Regions from separate parts of the Homo sapiens genome. Here region 2 is linked to region 1. Evidence: read pairs that join two places in POLR2A ChIA-PET (ENCODE). Cell type or tissue: CD4-positive, alpha-beta T cell. All regions are shown on one strand.

Evidence for each region. ChIA-PET counts read pairs that join two places held together with the same protein. Peaks named below come from ENCODE experiments on the same cell type or tissue, not always from the same donor. Only the 100,000 strongest peaks of a DNase experiment are listed, where the experiment ranks them.
Region 2: POLR2A ChIA-PET joins it to region 1 with 31 read pairs; 11 of 35 experiments call an interaction of 5 or more read pairs at or near these places.

What each region holds. Positions count from the first base shown.
Region 1 is chr1:225,466,773-225,469,272 of GRCh38, reverse strand. LINC02765 (long intergenic non-protein coding RNA 2765) reads left to right here and starts at 1,501. Exons shown (of 3, transcript NR_187303.1): 1 at 1,501-2,084. RefSeq lists enhancers at 1,129-1,408, 1,539-1,798, 1,849-2,148. In CD4-positive, alpha-beta T cell, no CTCF peak of the experiment used is centred here; DNase peaks (open chromatin) are centred at 846, 1,462 and 2,002; H3K4me3 peaks cover 1,662 bases; H3K27ac peaks cover 2,350 bases.
Region 2 is chr1:225,895,784-225,898,283 of GRCh38, reverse strand. No RefSeq gene overlaps it. Among named protein-coding and RNA genes, the nearest start is that of LEFTY1, 7.9 kb to the right of the region's middle. RefSeq lists enhancers at 851-960, 1,101-1,310, 1,254-2,017. In CD4-positive, alpha-beta T cell, no CTCF peak of the experiment used is centred here; DNase peaks (open chromatin) are centred at 183 and 953; H3K4me3 peaks cover 826 bases; H3K27ac peaks cover 1,939 bases.

The DNA.
Region 1 (2,500 bases):
GGGAGGGGAGCAGAGGGGAAGGGCTGGGCAGGCGTAGCAGCTGCAGCCCTGTCTGCCGCCCCTGGAGACTCAAGCTCACAAATGGCCTATAGTCTGGGGGCTGGGTTGCAGAGTCCTTGTTGCTTAGGGTTGCTGGATTTAGCAAATAATAATACCAGATGTCCAGTTACATTTCAATTTCAGATCAATTACAAATAATGTTTTAGTATCGGTATTTTCCAAACATTGCATGGGACATACCTACATTAAAAAATTACTTGTTTACCTGTTAGAGGAGGCAGTTAGGAAAGACCTCTCTGAAGAGGACATTGGGCAGTGATCTGAGTGAAATCAGGGACACAGCAGTGCAGATCTAGGGGAAATAATGGAGACAGAGAGAACAGCAGGTGCAAAAACGTGGCTGAGGAGCCCCAGAAAGGCCAGCGTGGCACGGTCTCCCATTTTAGTGTGAGCTTGTTGAAGTGTGGATTCCAGGCCCTGCTTCTAGTGCAGTAAATATGGGGTAGGTACGGGACCCCATCAAGAAGCTCAGTTCGCATCTATCCTATTCCCTACTCCTTCTCAAGTTTTCAGACACAGTCCAGGGTATGAAATGCACCATCGTGGGCTCAGAGCTGGGGGGAGCCCCTCAAGGACCACCTGGTGCAAACCTCTCCAGTTACTGATGAGGAAACTGAGCTCCAGGGGGTCTTTAAGGACCTCATCCAAGGGATCTGGTCAGAGGAGAGCATGGTGCTTTTGTGCACAGCCAGGTCCAGGTCTTCCGGGGCACTTCTAAAAGGAGTTTGGGGAGCAGCGTGTGGTTTTTGGGGAGCCCCCACCCACTCCCCAGTGCCTGTGGCTTTGAAGCTAGGGCTTCCTGCATGGCCCTGTTGGGCCCTGCTGATCCTAGAGGTCTCACGGCTCATGGCCCAGGGTCCCTAAGGTTGTGTCCACCTTCTGGCTTTCTGGCCCCTTAACCTTTGGCAAATACTTGCCGGTCTAACTTGAGTTCCTTGCTAGAGCTTGTTTCTTTCTTCATGTTTGAAAGAACATAAAAGAGAGAGAAGGGACAGTTAGAGCTATTTATGGAGCCGCAGCCCTAGAAAGCTCCTATCTGTTCTTTCTCCAAGCAGGAAAACCAATTGTAGGCCTCTGACCTCCTCCCTCTCCAGCTCCCAGTGGCCTCCGAGAGCCCCTTGAGCTGCAGAGAGATGCGGACTCTGCAGGCCCCTCACTGCCAGCACCTTCATCACCGAGAGCCTCCACCTGGGCTGGTGGTGGGGGTGGAGAGAATCAAGGAGCAGGAAGAGAGGTGAAGCGACACCGCCGAGGAGCCCCCTGCTCTGTTCTTCATCCTAGACACAGGGAGCACCGGCTTCTCCGCAGCCTTGCCTGGCGCTGCCCTGCAGCCACCCACCCCCCTTCTGAAGGATGCAGCCAGCACAGAGAGAGGGAAGCGAGACAGGAAGTGACCTCAATTTCCCCGGCCACAGAAAGGGCGGCTCCCCCTGCCTCTGCAGCTGGGTGTGAGTCCGCGGAGCTGAGAGCCTTGCCCTCTGCTCCATCCTCCTCTTTTGGGGGTCTCCGCGGTGTCAGGACTTGGAGAGCCTGGTCGTGGGACTTGATCAGAGAGGCCTTGAGTGCAGTGGGTGCTTATCTGGTGACTGTGGCCCTGAGGTCTGGGACAGACACTGCCAGTCTTTCTGGGCCACACCCACGGGGACTGCCAGCCCCCCTGGGCTTGGCACAGTGGAGGGGAGCCTCCACCACAGTGGAGGAGAGACACACCCAAGGCCCTGGATGTGCCCGGCTCTCTGCAGCTGTGGGTGCCTCAGGCCGGCCGCCGATGGGTCTCAGTTTCTGAGGGGGTGGCAGTGAAGTTGCAGAGAAGAAACCTATGAAGGTGCCCTGTCAACTGCCACACGCCGAGATGCACATTGACAGCCCATCACCGCCTCTTGCCTGTCCTCCCCGGGGACCGGCAGATCATGGGAGATGATTTGTCAAGGGGAGACACATTTGGGTGACACCAAGCCGAGCTTCCTGTCTTGAGACGCTTTCTGCTTTCTCATCTTCCTGCTAATGAGTTGCCTTTTGTGTGTGTAAGTTCAGAGGGCCTCTGTCACTGGTGTAACCTCTCCAGAACATTTGAACATGAAACAAACATCATTTCTCTAGATTAAATTAAATTAATTCCCAGCCGCACCTCCTGAGAGGAATCATCCACTGGGTTCCTGGGCGGGGAGGGGTCCTCACTGCATGTGTCAGAGGCGTGTGAACCAGAGCAACTCCATCTTGTATAGGGGCTGGGGAAAATGAGGCTGAGACCTACTGGGCTGCATTCCTAGATGGTTAAGGAAGTCACAGGATGAGATAGGAGGTCGGCACAAGATACAGGTCATAAAGACCTTGCTGATAAAACAGGTTGCAGTAAAGAAACTGGCCAAAACCCACCAAAACCAAGATGGCCATGAGAGTGACCGCTGGTCATCCTCACTGCTACACTCCCACCAGCACC
Region 2 (2,500 bases), 430 kb before region 1:
CAACAATGCCTTCCTCTCAGGGCATGGGGGACAGCGAAGGAGAAAAGGAGAGGTAAGTGAAGCGAGGGGAGAAACCAGGCTTCCTGAAGGTGACTGTGGAACCAGCCACTGCAAGGGCAGCTCGGGCACCTGTGGGCTCTGGAACTCGCCTTTGCGGAGTGCCTGCCTGGCCCAGGTCCCCACACTGCACCTGTACTTCCTGTTGTTGAGGTTGCCCCTGTCTCTTCAGGTTCATTCAGGATACTGAAAAGGGGCAGAATCATCAACAAATATTTGCTTAAGTAATTGAAAAGAAAGGGAGGCCGGAAGAGGAGCTTATGGAGATGAATGGCTTCTAGAATTTCCTTCTTCAAGGCAAGATTTGAGGACAGGGACTGGTTTATGTGAGTGTTTTCCTTTTTGAACATTTTTTTTTTTTGAGGCAGGGTCTTGCTCTATTGCCCAGGTTGGAGTGTAGTGATGCGATCTCGGCTCATTGCAACCTCTGCCTCCCAGGTTCAAGGGATTCTCGTGCCTCGGCCTCCCAAGTAAGCTGGGATTACAGGCACCCGCCACCACGCCTGGCTGATTTTTTGTATTTTTAGTAGAGACAGGGTTTTACCATGTTGCCCAGGCTGGTCTCGAATTCCTGACCTCAGGTGATCTGCTCACTTTGGCCTTCCAAAGTGCTGGGATTACAGGTTTGAGCCACCGCACCCGGCCTTCTTTGTCATTTCTCAATCCTGGAAAGACTTTTCTTTGAAAAGGGAAAGGAGGTGTTTTTGGATGGAGATGCTGGGAAGTAGCAGCTTTCAGGAGGCGTGGAAGGAGGGAAGTCGAGGCTAAAGTGTCAGCTGTGGAGAGAGTGGCAGGAGCAGCCGTCAATCATGAAATCACTTTTGCTATGGCACAAGGCAGTATGCACGTTTATGCTGCCACAGAGATGTGGTGGAATCAAAACACCGTCTAGGTGTTTTCCCCAACAGGAAGTGGTTCACTGATAGGTGGAGCTGAGGTATGACTTAAGCCACAAAGAGAACAAACAAACCAAACTTCACTGCATGAGCCTGGGCAGCTGGGGGCAGCTCCCTACACACAGGGCAGGCCTGGATCTAGGGAGATTGGGAAGCCAGTGGCACCTACTTCATCTGCCAGGGGACAACTTGCTTCTGTTGCTGCCAGCACTGGGTGGTGTTGAAACGCTGGGCTGGACTGTGGTCGCTTAGGCAGCAGACAGACTTCCCAATGAGGCCCTGGGGCTAGGAGGGCAGAGTGTTGGTGGGATAGGTCCCTGAATATAGGGGACACAGGTCCTCTTATAATTTCCACCTACAGCTCTCTGCATGCCTGAGGGTATTTCCTGAAAAGTTTGTATACAATGACTGCAAATAATCAAAATGAGTAACTGTAGAAGAAAATCGGAGGTGTAAATATTAGAAACGAGGAGCAGAATTATCACTATTAATTAGCAAATGACTTTTTTCCTTCCCACAAAAGCAAACAAATCCATCTCTACACACTCTACTTCTGCATGGTTTTGAATTTTAAACAAATGGAATCGTATTCATCTTTCATGTCTGGCTTCTGTTCAATGTTCTGCTTGTGACATTTGCCAATGTTGTAGACAGTTTCGGTTCATTTTCTTTGCCATAAAGTATTCCATAAGACTATACTACATTTTATTTGTGCTTTACAGTGTCGATGGATATTTTTGGTGAGTTGCTTCAGTTTGGACTCTTATAAACAATGCTGCTGTATCATCAATCTTATGCATGCATTTCTGTCCAACTGAATGAAATGACTGTGCCTTTTTTCTTTCTTTTTTTTTTTTTTTTTGAAATGGAGTCTCACTCTCTTGCCCAGGCTGGAAGTGCAGTGGCGTGATCTCGGCTCACGGCAACCTCTGTGCCCCACCCCGCCACGGGGGTTCAAGTGATTCTTCTGCCTCAGCCTCCCGAGTAGCTGGGATTACAGGTGCCCATCGCCACACCCAGCTAATTTTTGTAATTTTAGTAGAGATGGACTTTCACCATGTTGGCCATGCTGGTCACGGACTCCTGACCTCAGGTGATTGGCCCACCTCGGCCTCCCAAATTGCTGTGATTAGCGGCGTGAGCCACTGTGCCCGGCCCCTTTTTTGTTTTTAAGAGACAGGGTCTCGCTCTATTGCCCAGGCTGCTGTATTGCAGTGGTGCAATCATGGCTCATTGCAGCCTCGAACTCCTGGGCTCAAGCAATCCTGCCACCTCAGCCTCCCGAGTAGCTGGGAGTACTACAGGTGTGTGCCACCATGCCTGGCTGATTTTTTTTATAGTAGAGATGAGGTCTTGCTATGTTGCCCAGGCTGGTCTTGAACTCCTGGCCTGAAGCCATCCTCATACCTCAGCATCCCAAAGTGTTGGGATTATAGGCATGAGCCGTGGTGCCTGGCCATTGGGTCTTAAGTTTACCTGGTATCTTGAACTGTAGTAAATACTGCCAAGTTCTCTAGTGTGGTGTAGCACTTTACGCTCTCACCAGT